Regions from separate parts of the Mus musculus genome. Here regions 2, 3 and 4 are each linked to region 1. A link is a loop called in an ENCODE intact Hi-C map of the cell type or tissue named here. Cell type or tissue: heart. All regions are shown on one strand. Each heading gives the region's core, and the rest is flanking DNA. Links, peaks and the distances in the headings are about the cores only. Region 1 has its middle 12 kb from the start of Ly6c1. Region 2 holds the start of Gm28068 (a long non-coding RNA gene). Region 3 holds the start of Gpihbp1 (GPI-anchored HDL-binding protein 1). Region 4 has its middle 6.4 kb from the start of Gm39556.

Region 1 (4,988 bases), core at 512-4,511:
GTGACTTCAGCTGATGTGGAGTTCAATAATCAAGTGGACAGTTAGGCTCTTTCTCCAGCCATCCCTGTCATTGCTCGATGAGCACATGAACAAAGTGCCCATGGTGGCTGAGATGGAAGTTGTACTTGGGCTCAACAACATGGACTTCCACTGACCAAGGCTGACCTGGCTACAGCTTCTGCTGCCAGAAGTTTCCAGATCTGCCAACAGCAGAGACCAACATGGAGCCCCAGATATGGCACTATTCCTTGAGGTGACCTGCCAGCAACATGGTGGCAGGTTAACTACATCGGACCACTTCCTCCAGGAAAAGCCAATGTTTTGCTCTTACTGGGGTAGATACTTATTGTGGATATGGATTTGCCTTTCCTACAAATAATGCCTCTGACAAGACCACGATCCGTGGACTCACAGAACGCTCATACACCATCATGGTATTCAACACAGTATTGCTTCTGACCAAGGAACTCATTTCACAGACAGAGAAGTATGACAGTGGGTGTTTGATCACGGAATCCATGGTCTTACTATTTTCCCCATCATCTGTAAGCTACTGGTCTAATCAATTATGTAGCAGCACCATGGAGGGCTGGGGCAGAGTTCTTCAGAAAGCAGTATATGGTTTGAATCAGCATCATATGATACACTTCTCCTACAGCCAGGATCCATGGGTGTAGGAATCTAGGGGTGGAGAAGGGAATAGTTCAACTCACTATCTCTCCTAGTGATGCTCTAGGAAAATTTTTGCTTCCTGACCCCACAATTCTAGGTTCTGCTGGCCTAGATTTTTGTTTCCAGAGAGGGGAGTGCTCCTACCAGAAACCACAATAAACATGCCATTGAAATGGACGCCCTGGTCATTTTGGGCTTCTAATGCCATTAAACCAACAGGCTAAGAAAGGAATAACAGTGTTAGGAGGAGTAGTAGATCCAGATTACCATGGGGAAATTGGATTGTCTCTCTAGCAATGGATGTAAGCAGGATTATGTCTGGAGTGCACGAGATCCCTTAGGGCTTCTCTTAGTTCCATCATATCCTGTGATTAAAGTCAATGGAAAACTACAACAGCCCAATCCAAGCAGGATGACAAAGGATGCAGACCCATCAGGAATGAAGGCATGTGTCAATCCTCCAGGAAAAGAGCCTAAGCCTGCTGAGATGCTTGCTGAGGGTGGAGGAAATACAGAATGGGTTGTAGAGGAAGGTAGTTATAAATAACAGCTAAGTCCATGTAACAATTGGCAAAAATGAGGATTATAAAGTAATATGAATGTTTCTCTTTTATTTTGTTAAGAACACATTTGTCTTTCTCCAATTTCTGTGAAGTCAATTGGTATTTAAGTTGAGATACAAAAAAATGTTCCTAAGGGACATTGGCCCATTTAAATTTAAAAATGCATTTGGGATTATAGAGGGGATAGTTGTATCATGTTAGGCATATTCATGACCTTCTTATTGTTTCAAGTGGACATGAGACATTCTTTATGTCAAGTTGAGAAGGGATGGATTGTAGTGGCTATTCCTGGTTGTCAACTTGACGATATCTGGAATGCACTACCATCCTGAATTGGAAGGCTCTTCTATGACCCTGATCTTGACGCTGGGACATGCAAGTTTCTGACCTGAATCTTGGCATGGAGATCTTGAGGCATAGTGGCTATGAATCCCAGGAGACTAAAGCAAGGAGGTCTCTGAGTTCAAGGTCATCTGGGACAAAGCAAGGCCCAGATCTAGGCATTGTGGCACATACCTTTAATCTGGGCCACACCTTCTGCTGGAGTCTAACATAAGGACATTGGAAGAAGGAAGATTTTCTCGTTTGTCTGTTTGCCTTGTGGCACTGAATAATTGCTAGATCTTTGGACTTTCTTTCACAGGTTCTACTGACCATTGTTGGGGAGTTAGACTACAAACTGTAAGTCATTAACAACTTTCCTTACTATATAGAGACCACCCATAAGTTCTGTGATGCTAGAGAACCCTGACTAATTACAGGGGTTCAGTCCAGTATCATCAAGGTGGGAACATGACATCATCCAGACAGATGTGATGTTAGAGAAGTTTAGAGTTCCACCTCTTATTCTGAAGGCACCTAGAAGAAGACTGCCTTCCAGGGAGCTAATAAGAGGGTCTTAAACCCCACGTACACAGTGACACATCTACTGTAACAAGGCCATACCTCCTAACGGTACAACTCCCTGGGCCAAGCATATAAAAACCAGTACAAACAACAATACACAACTGAAGAAAGTTTAAAGCAGCTTTTCAACCTTCAAAATTTGCAGCCACATGTGTTGAAACCCTGAGCCCTAGCACCTAGCCTGGATTGTCACAGGGCTATTAACTAAGATAAAATGAGGCATTTAAAGAAGATCATTCCCAACTCAATTGATCTATGAATAGAGGAGATCAGGGCATGGAGATGTGCAGAGCTAACCACCTGAAGACTGGAGGAGAAGATGCCACCTGCTGGCCAAGCAGAGGAACTACCTCTGTCCACAAGGCTCTCAGGCTCTTACCTCCAACCCTCTGTAAGCCAGTCTGGCCTTGAACTTGAAGTCCTTTAGTACTGGGATCATAGGTGTGTTCTCCATGCCCTGCTCTCCACACCCTCTATTAAAGGATTTACCTGGAAAAGCAGAATGTTCCATCAGTAAGGTCCTGTAATAATAGGAAGAGCTAAGGGAGAAAGTCAGCCAAAATACAGGATATGAGGTCAACACACAAAGCCAGGGATTTTTTGTTTTTTATAGACTACCAAGGAAGAGCAAGAAGAAGTGAAGAGAACACTTCTTTTTACAATAACCTAGAGAAGAAGCAAACACCTAGGCATATGTTTAAACAAAGTGGCACAAGCTTAGGATATTAAAAGCAATGAAGTGAAATAAATGAAGGAAGGCCTAAAAATGGAAGTGTGTTTGAGGCTTAAAAATAGGAAATATTTTAATTAATTAATAATTACTATTTATTAATCGTGTATGTTTATGTGCACATGTGCGTGTAACAAGTGCATGTGTACAGGTCACAAGGCAACTTAAAGGAGTTCTTCTTCTACTGTGTGGATTCCAGGCTCAAACTCAGATTGTCAGGTGGAGGGTGGAGAGACAGGAGAGAAGGAAGGGAAGGAGAGAGGGAGGAGAGGGAGGAGAGGGAGGGAGGGAGGGAGGGAGGGAGGGAGGGAGGGAGGCAGGCAGGCAGGCAGGAAGGCAGGAAGGCAGGAAGGCAGGAAGGCAGGAAGGCAGGAAGGCAGGAAGGCAGGAAGGAAGGAAGGAAGGAAGGAAGGAAGGAAGGAAGGAAGGAAGGAAGGAAGGAAGGGAGGAGAGGGAGGGGATGAAAAAGGCAAGGAGTGGTTCCTACTGAAATTCACATGAAATTGGAAGAGTCACAGAATTTTCTGGTGCAATTCTATAATCCCAGGACTCCAAAGCCAGGGGAGATAGGATCAGAAGTTCAAGAGCATCCTCAAAGTCTTAGAATGTTCATGGGTTACTTGAAATTCTGTCTCAAACTAAACAAAACAAAACAAAACAAAAACAAAAACAAAAACAAAAACCAGTGTAATACAGACAGGTATGAGTAGAGTCGAGAAGCCCACACAAACCCATGTACATGCTGGGTGATTATTAACAGTAGGGCCATGTCTGTCCGTGTCGACAATAATAGTGTTTCCACAGCTGACTCTGGAATAGCTGAGTACTGTGAATGGAGTGATCCTTACCTCACACAACACACCAAAAAATTAGTAAAATAAAATAATTAAAATCATCAAATAGATCCATAGCTTCATCTCAAGAGCTAAGCAGTCACTCAATGACAAATTCTTCCGCTTTTAAGGAGGAAAGTTGTTTAATTTTCAGTTTTTGTGCTTCTTTGTTTCAGATAATGCCCTTCAAAGAAAGCCACTTAGAACCAGCCCAAAGCTCCTGTCTTCACTCATCCAGACCTTAAACTCGCTGGTTGTCATGATACATTCGGCCTCTAGGGGCGCTCCTCTCTGCAGTTGAATTTGGGATTTAGGCTGGGCCCCTTCTGCCCTGACATAGAGCTCAGCCTCCAAAGTCTAAGTCTCTCCCTTACCCTCCAGCTTTGTTTAGAAAGATGAGCTCCAGGACTCTCATTTCCTCTTTTTCCAGGCATATATGAGCAGTTTCTTTGGGGCAAAACCACTGCATTCAGTTACAAAACTACAGTTGTTACAAAACAGGAGAACTCCATGGACCTAGACTTGGTGATGGTGTCTTACATCAGAATCCAAGCAATAACAGAGACCCCGGACTTAGGAAAAAAGCCTTAAGCGGCTGTGGTTGTGCTGACCTGCAGTCCCAGCGCTGGGGACAGGCGAGCAGGAAGAACATGAGTGTGAGCCCAGCCTGGGCTGGGGAAGTGGCTCCTGAGGAAGAGCACTTACTGTTCAAACAGGAGGACGCATGGCCATAATCCCTGTGCCCAGGTAAAAAGCCCAGCGCGTCTGTGCTCTCTGTAAGCCTGCCTTTCTGTCCCTCCACAGGTAGTGTCACCATCCCTCCACAGACAATTTCATGCCTATTATGCAGACACCCTCGACCCCTCCCCCAACCCCTGACAGTCTTCCCTCCATCTTTACAAATTCATCTATTCTGGATACTTTGTGTAAACAGTGCCCAGCAGTGCACACCTTCTGGTCCTGGCTTCTTTCACATAGTCTAAGGTGAATGCCAAGTTCTGATCACTCAGCACTCTGTTGCTTTTTATAACAGAACCATGTCCCATTGTAGCCTGACTTTAGGTGAATTTGCCTTCCCAAGGGGGCTGTCTCTTGGCCAGGTGATTGACAGACCCAACTTAACTAACTCTCTTTAAAGGCAGAAGGGAGGACATTGATATAAATGTTCTATTTGGAGCACCTAGAATGTCCTGTCTCTTCCCAAGGCCAGGGGTATTATATTCTTTGCACTGGGCCTTAAGTAGTGGCAATCCAGATGTTTACCAGGAAATGGAGGTGGGGACT
Region 2 (4,988 bases), core at 288-4,287, 93 kb before region 1:
CTGATTTTCCCATTGAAGAATATTAACATGCATAAAGATTGATTTGGAGGTGGGAAGGGGGAGTTCACGAGAGGCATGTAAGTTGGCTATGGGGTATTTGGCATAGCCATTATGGTAGAGTTTACCCATGACTCCTGTTCGACAACATTCATCCCACAGATGGCTGATGGAAAGCTGAAAATGAGTTTTAGGTTGGTGAGCATGGTGCCACTGTGGCTGGTTGGTTTCCACTCTGCAGCTCCAATACCTCCTGGAGACATTCACCTGTGTTTCAGTAAGGAAAGCAGAGGAAAGGGCTGTGTATAGTGGAGATGCCATCTGGGTGTAGGGAGATCTCAGTCCTGGTCCAACATGCTTCAAGTGGGCAATTCTGGGACCCTATGATTTTTGAGTGTGTATCTGTTGTAGGTCTCCCTAGAGAAGAATCTTTGATGGTAAGTGTTGGGAAGGCTAGAGAGAGGCTGGACATTAGCGGAGTTAGTATGAAGAATGACAAAGGAGAGGTGTCCCCTTCCTCCAGGCTTGAGTAGGCTAAATAGACCTTAAGTGCTTGCCACAGTTGGACCTTAAAGACCCAGGTGGAATCTTCCATCTAGCCCATTTGCAATTTCTTACAGGAACAGACTGCCCGCTGAGCTTACTTTGCAACTTAATCTAGCTGAAACAAAGGATGGGGTCTGTGGATTTTCCCTATATAAACACAGAGCTGAATATTAAATTTTGAGCCTTGATCAGAAACTTTGTCTTGGCTTCATCCTTCTCTTGCACCCTATCCTTTATCATTTCTAGCCTCCCTTTCAAGTAGACCCAGTTCTCCATGGCTGAAGGACAGCTACAGAGAAGGGAGGTTGTGTAAGGCACATGCCTGGGCAGCAGTCACCAGGTCATGAATGTCTTTCCAGGAGATCTTGTTCTTTTGGGCATGGCATCTCCTCTGCCTCCTCCTCCACCTCCTCTGTCCTTGATCTGCCAGTAAGAGGCAGGCTATCTTCTTGGTTGGTGTTTGACATTTCTGGCAGGAACCCAGATAGGAATAGGCTGATACTGTGGGAAAACACAAACGAAATCCTTCTCAGTTGTAAGGAGTCTGGTCCTTTCCAAATCCCATCCAAAGGATCATGACATCGTACTAAGATGGGGGTGGGGGTGGGGGTAGGGGTGGTTAATTTTGGTGTGTGCCAATGGAGGGAAATAGGAGAATGCTTAGAGTTTTTGTAGATGTTAAATATGCTTGGTGTAGTCATAACTATTGTTAATTGTACATGGGGGTAGGTGGTTGGCTTTTGTTTTAGAAGTTGAGCTTTTAGGATTTGATGTATTCTTTCTACTATCCCTTGGCCCTGAGGGTTGTGGGGAATCCCCGTATGGTGGGCAGTTTCCCATTGTGTGCAGAAAGTTTTGAACTGAGAACCAGTGAAGACAGGGCCATTATTAGTTTCTTTTATCTGTTGAGGAATGCCCTCTGAAGCTAAGTTCACCAAGAGCTGACAAAAAAAGGCTCTGTCAAAATCAAAGACACCCCAAATTTTCCTCTATCACCCCATCCTATCAGTTCTGATCAAGAAGTAGGGTCGCCCTGGAGGAGAGCTCCAAGATAAAGTTTCTAACAGCTTTATTTTACCAAAGTCCAGTCTCCCAACCCAACCTCCATCCCAGAGAACAGGGTGTTAAAGAAGGGACTTCCTTGACATTCCTTGGCACTTCTGAAGGACTGCCCCTCTTGTGAACCCTGTCCTCTAACCCCAAGTCTCTGAAGACTGTTGATGAAAAGGGAACGCTGTTGTGCGGATAGATGTGGTGTAGGAAAACAGCTATGGAGACTCCAACTCCTGGGCAGGTTTGCCCGGATGTCTAAGTAGGGAGGACAGAGGCTCCAGTGGGGGCCAGGAGTTCCAGCCAGAACTCAGCACCTGACTGTGAGGTGGGGCCTGACCCCTCTATGTGGACCAGAAGTTCTCCCTGGGGTACCTTCCAACCTCCCAGCCTCTGGCCAGCTGTGCTATTTCCAGCCCCCAGCCTCCACCCTCAGAGGGGAGTGGTCTGGGAATGTCACGGAGATGACATATACACTTCATCCCAGGCCTGGACAGAGGCCAGAGAGCCCTAAGAGGCTCTATTAGAGCCCCTGCTCCCTTCACTTCCGAAGGTCCCCATAGTCCTCTCCCTCCTCTAAACTTCAGGAAATCGAAACTCAAATTCTCCGCCTCTCCACCTCTTCCCAAAAGTCAGGAAACTGAAAGCTAGCTCCCGACCACCTCTGCCAATTTACTTTCTCTTCTCTCTCCCAGGTATCTTACAGCCTGTCTGAAGCCTGTGGTGCCCTGCCCATGGTGAGTCCTAAGTAGGACCCAGAATCTAAGCAGGAAAGTGGAATGGGAGTTCTGCCCAGTGAAAGCTCCCTTTGAAGTAGCTCTGGCTCCCCAAACACACAAGTCAGACTAAATCTTCCCTGGAGCGCTCAATGCCCGTATTACCCCCAAGCGCCCCTGGAAACTCCTATGGGTTGGACGGGAAGGGTCGGGCATCCTCCTCTCGCCCCCAGGGAGGGACAGTGTTGTTAGTGAGTGTAATAGCTCTCAGCGTGTGCTTGCTATGGGGAGATTCCATTGACTTGAAAGTTGAAATGCGCTCTTACTGCTTTGACAGCTTCTGCCACTAGGGGCGCGTGTGGCCAAGCCTGGAGCCCGGGTTTGAAAGCACCACCCTCCTGGGATAGGGTTAGTCGGCTTCTGCTTCTTCCGGCAAGCTGTGCCTGCCGGTGAATTAAAGGGGCAAGGGTGGCCACGGTGGCACATCCAGCTCCCGTGCTAACCATCAGCTTAAAGTCATTAGATGAAAATGAGAACACAGCCACATGCCACAATTGAGTGTCCCCTGCCCTAGAGCAAACTCCCTTCAGCCCTCACCCATAGGGCCTTTCCATCTGCTGGGCAGATGACTAAGGATCTTGGTCTAATAATTCCATCTTCCATTGATGAGTCTGCGGTTCCATCTTATGGCTTGAGTGTTGGAACATCTCTCGTGGAGGAGAAATGCACGGGCGCTAGGCTATGTTCCTTCCTCACAGCTGCCTTCCAGGGTGTCGGGGTACCAGGCTCCTGGGACCCCAACACATCACTCAGGGGAGGTGAAATGCAGTCTAAAATAGGGGTCCCAACCCATGTTTCTCCAGGTGAGAAATGGCAGGGGCTAGGACAGTGGCTGTGGTTCTCAAACTCCTGGGCACCCAGATGCCGCCGAGAACGGCATTGAGAATGGGGTTCCCATACTTCTGTGTATCCCAAGGCCGCTGAGGACTGCAAGCAGTTGGGAGAACAAGGGCCGAGGGCCTGTGATGAGGGCGTGTGGGGGCTCCAACTTAACTCAGGTGAGTGCCAGGAGTGTGCAGGGGCCTTCTACCCGAGACTTAGGTGCAGCTCTGTATGATGAAGGCTTCCCCCCATAGTGGTCCTTGATGAAGGAGACAGCCCTTGCTTGTCCAAACTGTTTATTCATGGCACATGAAGACTCATGTGATTTACTCAGGGTGAACCAGAGATTAAATACCTTTTGCAGAAAGGGACGCTTAGGAAGAATGCTCATTGGCTAAACACTCCGAGCCCCTAGATATCTCATTAGCATAGAGACCTCTAGGCTCTATGCTATGTGACCAGTTGTCATGGTCCTCTTAGTGGAGTATCATGGTCCTGTACTCTAGGACAGGAATCTGGTCGGAAGCTAGTCTGAACTGCGGCCGTTCTCAATTATGAGTTTTATCAGGGTTCTAAACTTTGCTACAACCTTGTCAGCTCTTCTGTCTGCTAGCCCTATACCAACCCTAGGGGTTGCTGGAATAGTACCACACCCTGATCAGTGGTGCAACCAGAATTCTACATGAAGTGGGTGCACTCTTTAATCTGATTTAAAATGGCAGGAACAGAGACCTACAAACTTTAGGAAAAAAACCAGACATTCTTGTGAAGGGATTCTGGCTAGCTCGAGCATGGCAGACATGGCTCTGGCAGGCCTTATGCTTCTCCCCAATTCTTTCTGCCTTGCTAAAATCTGTTAGATTTCATTCCTAAAGCTAGCTACCAAGGTCTATTCCCTTATTTGGCCACTTCCTCCTCCTGAGGCTGACGACCAAGGTCCAGCAATCAAAAGACCCCTTTGGCTCACCTAAGTAGCATGCTCAATTAAAATTAAACAGCTCATGCTAATATAGGGTTTCCCATCTGCCCATGGGCCCCACCTGTCTTCTCTCTATCCAGACACAGACCTTCGTCCCCCAAGACAAATGCCCCCTACCAGTCTCCCTTGCCCCTTATTCCTCCCCCTTGCCCCTTCATCCCTTGTCTCCTGTCTTTGTCTCTTATCCCTGCCTTCTGTCCTTCTGGGGCAAATACAACTCCTTTGTGCTGAGAACCTGGTCTTAGTGGTCCTGAGCCAACACTTTTTCTCTCAGCTAGGATCCTAGGGAACTCAGAGGCCGTCAAAGCCAGTAGTGTTCAAGTTCTCAGCTCTGAAGTTAAATAGGGAAATTCACAGGCAGCAGAGTTTTAGGGACATGATTATTGTAAATTCATAAGCGAGAGCTTATGAGACTGAGGGCAGAGCTCCAAAAAGCAAAAGGTGCTCCCAGGAATGGGGCTACCACTGGGCTGCTGGTCTGAGGGCTTTTGGAAGGACTGATGATAGAAATTGGGGTGAGACATGGAGACATGGAGAGGGATAAGCTGTTCAGTCAAGCTGGTCCAACCAAAAGGTGCCCAGGTTCCTCCTCTCCATTTTAGCTTCGTTCTCACATATAACTTCCAGGCAGGGGTGAGAGACAACGAGGAACCAGAAACAGGAACTCCTTTCTGGTGGCCCTGGTATTCTCCTGACCAGCTTCCATCTTCTTTTCTTCTCAGGGATTATGTGTCGGTCAGATCTCTTCTGTTCTTAAGCAAGTACCCCTATGCCCCATCCCATGCCCAGTACCAGTCCTTCACATTACCTTCCTCTCT
Region 3 (4,988 bases), core at 351-4,350, 540 kb after region 1:
AGGTCAAGATGGAACCATATAAACCCCCCAAGGATAGTATAGCCTGCAGCCCTCAGTACTGCCCCTGCCTGCCCAACCTCACCAATCACCTCATTTGCCGCTTCACTAGAAGGGGCATAAGTAGCCAGGAATTCCATGTCCACAGCTAGCACAGAGGTCTGAGCCCGAGCCTGCTGCTTCCAAAAAGACTAAAGTGGGGAGGCCAGGGTCCAGTAGCATCCTTGGAGCCCAAGGAGGCATGCAGTAAAGGCAAGGCCAGAACCCACTGGCAGAAAGGTCTGTTTAGAGAGGAAGTCTGAGCTGAAAGGGAGATGCAACCCAAGAGCCAAAGCCCAGGACCCAGGCTCCAAGATGACTCTGGGCACCTCAGAGCCACTACACTGAGATCTTGGGCTCTCAATGGACATGTCCTCACTCTGGAGGAACTATTGGCTCGCTTGGGTCTGCTCAAGACCATGTAGTACAAGGTGGGGGTGCCGTAGGGAGGGGTTAGGGATCCATGCACACTAAACCAAGTGATTCCCATCCATACTCAGGTCAGAGTTGAGGGGAGTAAGTCTCTGCCACCAAGGTATCAGGAGGTAGGCAACCCTATCTTCACCAAGCGTCATCAACCTTGGCTTAGCTGGACCAAATTCCAGCAGGCTTTTCCTGCAGGACTGGGAACAGCATGTGCCGGGTCTGGGAGGGGTGTGTGCAGCACTGGGGACAATGTGCACCTCCCACTGGACCTAGGGTGGCCACACCACTGCCCTTTACATTTTCTAAATGTTGCTCTCACTCTTCTGAACTGCTCTCAAGCTCAGGCCTGGGTGTATGTGGCCCTAGCAGAGGAAGAGCTGGGCTCGAGGCAAGACTGTTTGACAGAGCCTAGGCCCATGGGAGGAAGGTGTAGTAGCGAGCCTACTTCTCCCTACAGGGTCCTGAGTGGCACAGGCCCTCACCAGGTCAGAGGCTCCCTCAGAGGAAGCAGGTGGCAGCTAGAGGTAAGCATGTGGCTTGCAGAGGTCTGGGGCCATAAGAAAGACCAAAAGAGATGACCCTAACTGGGGAAGAAACCATGGCTTTGAGGACTTAGGAATGGGGGTGGAGAACAACAGGAGGCTGGGCAAGTTCCCAAATGCTAGGAAGGAAGACAGTTCAAGAGGAGTCAAGGAGGTCCAGCATGCTTGCAGCTAAGTCATCGGACACCTGTGTCTTCCAATCAGCCCAGAGGGGACCACCCATGCCATGCAGTCCTTTGCATTTGTGAGTCCTGGCTCTTGATGGTCACTTCACCCTAGGAGAAAGACGAGGTTAGACAATTTGAGAAACAGGGAACTGGGACTCACATATTTGTTCCAAGAAACCTCTAGGAGATTGGCAGTTTCTCCCACTGCCTATTGACAATCCAGGAAACTGAGGCTTAGGCAAGTTAAGGAGCTGGCCCAAGTCATGAGACAGGCAGACTTCCCAGGACTTGCCAGTGACTCCGACTCCTGTCCTGAGTCCAGTGGTTCTCTCCATACTTCAGGTGAAGGAACATGACTTTCCAGTACCTAGCTCATCCATCTGCAAACTGCCCTGGAGTTTGGGGGTCTGCTATACCCTGGGAGAGACCCAAGGGATCCAAGGGCTCACACAGTGTACACTGGTGGGGGCCGGGGGGAGGGGAGACAGTGGCTGGGAGTTTGCCAGGCAGAAGCCAGTCCCAGAAAGCTCTCTGTCTCTAAGTCAACACCTACCTAGGTGCAGAGGCCCAGGGATGAGGGGACTTACATTCTGTAGGCTTATCAAGGGCAGAGGAACCCCAGAGGGGTCAGAGGCTGTAATATCGGGGGGTGAGGGGGTAGATATCCAGAAACATGTGAGCAGTAGGGAGGCCTCTGGGGAGGTAACTCATAAAGAGAGACTGAAGGGGAAGCGGGTTACTAAGGGAGCTACCTGTCTAAGGAGGAAGAGGCCGGAGCAGCAGGAGCCTGGGCGAACAAGATCACAGACAGGAGGTGAGGAGAAGAATGGTTCTTGGGGCTGCAGCTGGACAGACCATGTTCTTTCCTAAATACTCTGCAGAATGACTCCGCTCGGGAGGAAGGTGCCTGGCCTGTGACCCTCAAATAGAGTCCTGAGCCCCTGTGGCTGTGAAGCCAGGCTCCCCAGAGGTTTGAGATAGGTGCTGATGCAGCCTAGAACCAGGCCCACATTGAGCATGATAATGCCGAGGCCTGGAGGTGTAAAGAGCCAGGACAAGACCAGGTGGCTCCTGAGGCCACCACTCACCTTTTGTAGTCCCCACCAGCTCAGAAACAGCTCAGGTGACCAGGACACCCAAGGCCAATATAATAGCTTCCCTTTCCTCTCTATCCCCGGAGGTTCTGGAGGGAAATGATGTCCCTGGCCTGGTGCCTGTAGCTGGAGACCAATGCGAGACCCATTGTTTAAGATTAGAGCTGGTGGGGGCCACAGGAAGCCCCCAGGAATGTCCTATGTCCCACTTACTGCAGACTCAGAACCCCGAGTGAGGACTGCGCCAGTAGACAGAACAGCCTGAGCCAGGATGAAGGCTCTCAGGGCTGTCCTCCTGATCTTGCTACTAAGTGGACAGCCAGGTGCGGGTCGCCTCAAGAAGGGATGGCCCAGTCCTTACCCATGAGTACCTCCAGGCACCCCTTATCCTAGGGACAAGGAATAGACCTGAGGAGTAAGATAGAAGGCCTGGGGCTCTTCTCTTCTGCAGGCTTGGCTGCTTCGGCACTGCAGGGGTGGGGGTGGGGGGAATTCTGTCTCCTTCCATAAAATGGAAAGGGTATGGGGAAGAGGGCATGTTAGGGTCAGGACTTAGCGCTCAACCCCGAGTGTGTCCTCTGCATCTAAGTGGCCAAAGCTTACTCATGTCCCTGTGACACCAGGGAGTGGCTGGGCACAAGAAGATGGTGATGCGGACCCGGAGCCAGAGAACTACAACTACGATGATGACGATGATGAAGAGGAAGAGGAGGAGACCAACATGATCCCTGGAAGCAGGGACAGAGGTACCCCAGCTGAGGGCCCAGCTTCCTGCTCTGCACAGAGCATTCCTCCAACACTTACATCTCACCCTTGGGTATGGGGTGTGGGGGGAGCCCAGCATGCCCACACACTGGTTCTCTCCACAGGCTGCAACCTTCTCCACCCTGAGCTGACACCTAGGGTTTCCCCCTCTCAGGCTCACCCCACCCCCAATGTCCCTTAGCCCTGGGTCTCACCTTATCTGAACCCCATGCTCTGTCCTTCCTTTTAATAGCTCCAGGCCCCCCTGGGAGGGCTACCGGGTAACTGGTGGTGGGGATTGGGACTTAGGCATGGCCTTGGAGTCTCTCTCTCTCAATCTGAGCTGCCCTGCGACCCACAGCACCTCTACAATGCTACTTCTGTCAAGTGCTTCACAGCGGGGAGAGCTGCAATCAGACACAGAGCTGCTCCAGCAGCAAACCCTTCTGCATCACGCTCGTCTCCCACAGCGGAACCGGTGAGCATCTGGGGAGGCACACCCAGGGTGGGGAACAGAGGAAGAGCCCACAGCCGACGCCCATGCTCCACCCTCACCACCTGATTTCCACACCCCCTAGACAAAGGTTACCTGACTACCTACTCCATGTGGTGTACTGATACCTGCCAGCCCATCATCAAGACAGTGGGAGGCACCCAGATGACTCAGACCTGTTGCCAGTCCACACTGTGCAATATTCCACCCTGGCAGAACCCCCAAGTCCAGAACCCTCTGGGTGGCCGGGCAGACAGCCCCCTGGAAAGTGGGACTAGACATCCTCAGGGTGGCAAGTTTAGCCACCCCCAGGTTGTCAAGGCTGCTCATCCTCAGAGCGATGGGGCTAACTTGCCTAAGAGTGGCAAGGCTAACCAGCCCCAGGGAAGTGGGGCAGGATACCCTTCAGGCTGGACCAAATTTGGTAATATAGCCCTCCTGCTCAGCTTCTTCACTTGTCTGTGGGCGTCAGGGGCCTGAAGACCCGTTCTCCTCCAACCAGGACGCCCTGGCCTCTCCTTCCTGACAACCAGCTTCAGAGAATAAACTTGAATGTCGTTTGCCATCTAGCTCGTTGCAGCTCCTTCGGCCATTCTCTGCCCTCAGTTTCACCCTCAGGCCTCCTGGCCTTCCTCTCTCCTCAACCCATGGGCAGCAGTGTGGGTAACATGTCAGCCTCAGATCCAGCTGTCTATCGCCTGTGCTCGGGGGATGTTCAGCCTATAGGGGCCCCATCTGCTCAGCTACGCAGAGAGAGTAACAAGCCTAGAAGGCTCATTCTCATCTTGAATTTGCCGGCACGAGAATCTTCCCCAGAGCCAACATCTAGAGGAAGTCAGCTCTTTCATACGTGCGAGGTGCAGGGTGAGCCTCCGGAGACCTGGAGGGAGGGGGTGTTGGAAGGAATCCAAGAATATTGCAGGGCTGAGGTACAGTGACTGCAGCTAAGGCAGGGAGGGAGGCAGAAAGGGTAAAGAAAGCCTGACTGCTTAGGAGGAGATTCTCCAGCTACAGCCTGGCACAGAAATCCATCCTTTTCTGGATTCTAGGACCTCCCTTCTAGTGTAGGCCTCCGGGAGGATTCTGGGAGCCTGAAATGGACAGCAGGTCTGGGAAATGCCAAAAAGTCCCCAGGGCTCCTTAGGCAGACAAATAGACGACACACCCATTCTCGCCTGGGTGGATGGGTATCTCTGGTGAGGAGAGGCCCCCAGGAGGTGTGCATCCCTCCTTGAGTGGGCAGGGATCCTGGCTGCACATGGGCCAACCCTTGATTGGGTATGGCTCCTATTGGCTGAGCTCTTGGCTTCCTTGACTGCACCAAGCTAGACCTCCACCAGCAGTTGGTGCCAGAGCAGAGCTCTGGGATAGAGGAAGGAGACCATGCCTAGGCCACTGTTCCATCGCTGACTTGGATGGAACTCAGTTTCCCCACAGTGCAACAAGGAGCATGGCTTAAGGGACTCCTGGGTCCCCAGTAGCTCAG
Region 4 (4,988 bases), core at 348-4,347, 140 kb before region 1:
TCCCAATATTTTTAGAACTTGCAAGTGAAGAATTAGATATTCAGCTGAAGGCATAACTGAGCACTGTGTGGCAGGCATGGACTGATGCTTTTGAAAGCTTAGAGCAGACTGGAGAAAGAAAAAAAAAAGGATTCCAAAGTAGAATTTTTAATCAAAAGAAGAGAAGTGTAAAAATGTACAAAATTCTCCACCTACTCATTAAAGAAATGGGAAAAGTTGCTCAGGGAGAGCAAAAGTGTGGAGCCCGATGGTCTTGCTACAGTCAGGAACCATCCATTCCCAAGAAGGAAGAATGATCACAAAAGTATCGGCAAGATCACCCAACAGCCCCTCTGTCACAGGCCTGCAGTTTCCGGGGGCCTTAGAGACAAATTTATTTCAGGTGTTGGGGAGGGAAGGGAACAGGGGTGCTGTCGCTTGCTCAATCCCATATCACACAGCTAGCTTCCCACTCCACCACTTCACTCCTCAGCGGCCTATGTAGTCTTCCCCAAGCCTCAGTGCTATAATGGCATAGCTGTATGTCTGCCTACACTGCAGAGGGTCCCTGTGAGCTTTTAAAGCTAGGCAGACCCACTGTGGGAACCAGTCCAGATTGTCCCAGATACTACAGTTCCCCACAGAACTGGACGGGGCTGTGTGTCTTGCTCCTTACACAATACCTGAATGTGGACAGCGTGGTCCTCAGGCATGGATAGACCTGCTGAAGGCACACCCTCCCCCACTGGGGGCCATGCAGCAAGATCACGGACAGAATTCTTGGAAACATCCCGGACACCTTCCCTTGCCTCAGACTTCAACAATCCTACAATAATCACAACAGGATACTGGTATACCAAGCCTGCTGCCCAGTTTCGTGCTTCACCGGGAAGAGATCCAAGGCTGAGTAAAACAAAGTAAGCTCGGTGTTACACCCTTTAGGAATTTCAGGTCCATTTTATCTGCCAATTAAAAAGTTTAAAGATGGGGGGTCGGGCAGGGCTCGTGGATCCCAGACACAGTAGACAGCAACAGGCACAGGGAAAGTACCTACCAAGCAGCCAGGGGATTCCAAAACTGAAACCCAGTCCTCTGAGAGGTCTTGGGTTTTTTTTTTTTTTTAAGTGGTTTTGGTGGTACAGAGTGGAGGCATATTCTACAACACTGCCACTTCTCGTTTTCTTTCTGCCTCCTTCTCCGTAGTGTTCTCGGAGCTGAGTGGAGTGCTCAGCACTTACTTGCTACCAGCACTTCAACCCGTTAGGACTGTGCTGCTCTGGGGAATGGAGGTTTTGATCAACAGCCCCTGGGCTGAGGGGAAACCCTTCCTCCATTTCCTACCTCTAGCCAGAGCTTGACTGAGATCCTGTGTATGGCAGGCCAGACTCCTGCAACACCCCCCAACTTCTTACACAAAGTTTCCCTTTGTTATTGTTATCATGAGTTTTGAGTGCTTTTAAGGGCCTTATGGGGCTAAAAGAGTGGATCAGCAGTCAAAGAGCTCTGGACGCTCTTCCAGAGGACCTGACTCTGATTCCCGGCACCCACATGACGGCTCACAACCCTCCTGTTCCAGGAGATCCAACGCTTTCCTCTGACCGGTGTTGGATACAGCATGTATGTGGTGCACAAGCCATACATGCAGGCAAAACACCCATACACATAAAGATAAAAATGGAACATTTTTAGCTGTAGCCCAGTGGCTGAGCACTTGCCTAGCGTGTTCTAGTATCTGACTATAGACACAACACCTCAGAAGAGAGGAGAAGACTGGGGTGGGGAGAAGGGAGCTACTTCTCTTGACAGCTTTTTGCCCAAAATAACAGCCTCAAGATTCCCTCTTACTGGCCCTTGGTCCTGTGAAGGCTCTATGCCCCAGTATAGGGGAATGCTAGGACCAGGAATGGGAGTGGGTGGGCTGGGGAGCAGGGGGGAGGGGATAGGGGATTTTCTGAGGGGAAACTAGGAAAGGGGATAACATTTGAAATGTAAACAAAGAAAATATCTAATTAAAAAAAAGATTCCCTCTTACTTTCTAATTCAAATGACATTTTAAAAATGCTGCAGGCAAGATAATACCCATAGTTCCCTTGGTTCCTCTGCCCTCTACTGGTGAGGTCTCACCCTTGAAAACTTTCCCTTCCCACCAAAGTCTGAGTGTGCACACAGGACACTCCCACAGGAACGGGCGTGTGCATTCTGGTCTCCCCCAGCAGGAGGGGAATCCTGTTGGTCTGCATGGGATAGAGTGGTGACTTCACAGACAAATCCCTGTTCTAAAAATGTGATGAGGCCAAGAAAGAGAGAAAGCCAACAAAGCGGCTGGAGGTGCCCTTGCTGGCTGAGCACGGCCTGCAGGGAGGGGCCCACGGGTTCCAATCACACCCGGTAGAGCCCATGTTGCAAGTGATGGGGCCCTATCCCTGCTGCCTTAGTTAGGGTTACTTTCCCTGTGAGAAAGCACCATGACGAAAAGCAGCTTGGGGAAGGGAAAGTGAAGGGACTGAGGTAGCAGAATAAGCTCCATTTTGTTGAAGACTCCATTCTAAGTTAATTTGCCCTTAGAGAGGCATGGCCACTACCCTGTGAGGTCTGAGAAAAAGCATGAAATGTCCCTGGCAGTTGCAAAATAGACACAGCAGCTGCAGCGAGCTGATAACAAGAGAGTGGACTAAGAAAACATAAATCAGCTGGGCAGTGATGGCATATGCCTTTAATCCCAGCACTTGGGAAGCAGACGGATTTCTGAGTTCGAGGCCAGCCTGGTCTACAGAGTGAGTTACAGGACAGCCAGGGCTACACAGAGAAACCCTGTCTTGAAAAAAAAAAACAAAACAAAACAACAAACAAACAAGAAAGAAAGGAAGGAAGGAAGGAAGGAAGGAAGGAAGGAAGGAAGGAAGCATAAGTCTTTCCTAGGTCAAGATGCTCCTTTTGGAAGTGTGGTCGCTCCTTGTGGTATAACCAGGGTGCTGTAAAACAATTAGCTTCAAGACCAACATTCCTTTACCCTCTCATATAACGACAAGGCTTAGAAACCCCTGCCTGCAGCTTTTCCCTGTATAAACCCCCTTCACCTACACCTCGGGGCCCATTCTCCTATCCCGTTACATCAGGAAGGTGTGTGGCCCAAGTTCAAGCTTGAATAAAGACTTACATGTGCTTGCATGGGAGTTATGGTTCCAGGTGGTCTCTGGGGTTTTCCTAGTCTGGGTACCACAAAAGACACACTTCACTTCAGCTTCCCCATCATTGTCTGCCATTAATGGAAGTCTGGGCAGAAATTGAACCAGTAATTTGTTTCTCTTCCTGTTGCGGTTATGCAAAATAAATCTTTCACTTCTCATTATTACTTGTCGTTTTAGTGGTGTGGGAGTCAAGGCCTAGGCTCTGTCTCTAACGGCACCTACCACAGAGGGAGCATAGGAAGAAATCAGTGAGAAGATAGATTCAGGAGGAAGCCAGAGATAGAGGGCTCAGGGGCACAAACCCCAGGGGCTCATTGCCTTCATTCAGTCTTCTACCTCCTACCATCTCCCATTGATTAAATCAGAACCCTCAGGATCTAACTGTTTACAAACGCCTCACCTTGAGTTTTACTAACCTGCCAGGTATTTCCTGACCTAATCTAGTTGACAACCATCAGGCACCCTAAAATCTGTTTGGGAGAAGAGTTTCCATGTGGGTATTCATTTGTGGATCTGAGGAACCATTTACTGGATAATTGTGCTATCCAGATAGTTGGAGCTGGACCTCTGGGATGACTCAGCAGATGAAGGCACTTGCCTAGCAAGCCTGAAGATGTCGATGCCATTCCAGTAACCCACCGAAAGGTGAAAGAACAGAGTTAAGCCCGCAGAGCTGTCCTCCTAGCCAATGTTGGGATAGACACCGAGCTTCGTACGTGATGAACCGTGACCACAGTGGAGGTGTGGGGGTTGGGGAGACAGTAGAAACAGCACAATAACTTGGCAGAGTTGGAGTTTTCCTGTTTCCTTCCACAGTGGCTTGCTATTCCCCACCCCTTCTGCACCCCCACATCCACTGAATATCCCATCAGCTGTGCCTTCTGCCCCACTGGGAGCAACTTCAAGAAGCTCTGACTGCAATATCCTGAGTTCCACCCTTCTTTCTCCTGTGGCCCTAGGCTGAGAGAAGGCAAGAGCCATGCAGTGTGACTCACAACCCTGGCATCTACTAATCATAGTCCTAGGGAATATTTTATCATCCGTCCCTACTATGTGGAGGGTTTGTTTCTCTGTGTTTCTTATATTTACCTTATACCCAATTGCCAAACATGTCTTCCTGGTTCCAAGAGTCTAGTAAACAGCTCTGGGGCCTTTCCTGGGCTTGGTTTAGTTTTGTTTTGCTTGGTTTTGTTCTTGTTGTTTACCCACTCGCTACTTACTGCTCAGTCTAGCCTGGAACTTGCTGTATAGACCAGGCTGGCTTCAGACTCACAGAGATTCCCTTGCCTCTGCCTTCCAGAACTTAGAGATGTGTTGTAAGTATATGCCTTTGTTTTGTTTTGTTTTTGTTTTTTCAAGACAGGGTTTCTCTGTGTAGCCTTGGCTGTCCTTCTCATTTTGTAGACCAGGCTGGCCTCGAACTCAGAAATCCTCCTGCCTCTGCCTCCCAAGTGCTGGCATTAAAGTCGTGAGCCACCACTGCCCGGCAAGTATATGCCTTTTAAAGGTAAATTGTTTTCACTTGCGCAGAAGACACCATGACAAGTGGCCGGTGTTGGCAAAATAGTTATTGCCTTTATTACCAATAAAGGTTTAAAATGTATCCTTTATTGTGGTACATGGTTCAGTAACAAGCGAGCTGAACATGAATTAATTCGTGACATTTTTCTTAACTTCTACACACCCATTAGGCAAGAAGTCACATGCTTTATGCAATAAAATGTGAGAGGTAGTTCCCATTAAATAGTACTCCCATTAGAAGAATCAGTCCAGAGCCCACAGAGGTCATGTGGCAGAGTGACCTCCAGAGACTTCAAAGCC

What was found. Peaks named below come from ENCODE experiments on the same cell type or tissue, not always from the same donor. Only the 100,000 strongest peaks of a DNase experiment are listed, where the experiment ranks them.
Region 2: it touches region 1 in a loop (5-fold over the local background); 21 of 42 quality-filtered maps call a loop at or near these places.
Region 3: a loop joins it to region 1, with 5 times the contacts of the local background. A loop is called at or near these places in 2 of 42 quality-filtered maps.
Region 4: it touches region 1 in a loop (5-fold over the local background); 15 of 42 quality-filtered maps call a loop at or near these places.

The regions. Positions count from the first base shown.
Region 1 is chr15:75,058,247-75,063,234 of GRCm38, forward strand. It overlaps the pseudogene Gm5960. Among named protein-coding and RNA genes, the nearest start is that of Ly6c1, 12 kb to the left of the region's middle. In heart, for the core only: CTCF peaks have their summits at 2,480 (motif pointing left) and 3,972; DNase peaks (open chromatin) are centred at 2,485 and 4,015.
Region 2 is chr15:74,965,739-74,970,726 of GRCm38, forward strand. Gm28068 (a long non-coding RNA gene) reads left to right here and starts at 1,193. Exons shown (of 3, transcript XR_875428.1): 1 at 1,193-2,330. In heart, for the core only: no CTCF peak of the experiment used is centred there; DNase peaks (open chromatin) are centred at 2,113 and 2,643; H3K4me3 peaks cover 937 bases; H3K27ac peaks cover 923 bases.
Region 3 is chr15:75,594,143-75,599,130 of GRCm38, forward strand. Gpihbp1 (GPI-anchored HDL-binding protein 1) reads left to right here and starts at 2,488. Exons shown (of 4, transcript NM_026730.2): 1 at 2,488-2,588; 2 at 2,889-3,011; 3 at 3,371-3,487; 4 at 3,588-4,071. The coding sequence starts at 2,537. The coding sequence ends at 3,982. In heart, for the core only: no CTCF peak of the experiment used is centred there; DNase peaks (open chromatin) are centred at 669, 1,109, 2,419 and 3,519.
Region 4 is chr15:74,917,548-74,922,535 of GRCm38, forward strand. No RefSeq gene overlaps it. Among named protein-coding and RNA genes, the nearest start is that of Gm39556, 6.4 kb to the right of the region's middle. In heart, for the core only: a CTCF peak has its summit at 2,116 (motif pointing left); DNase peaks (open chromatin) are centred at 2,234 and 4,024; H3K27ac peaks cover 586 bases.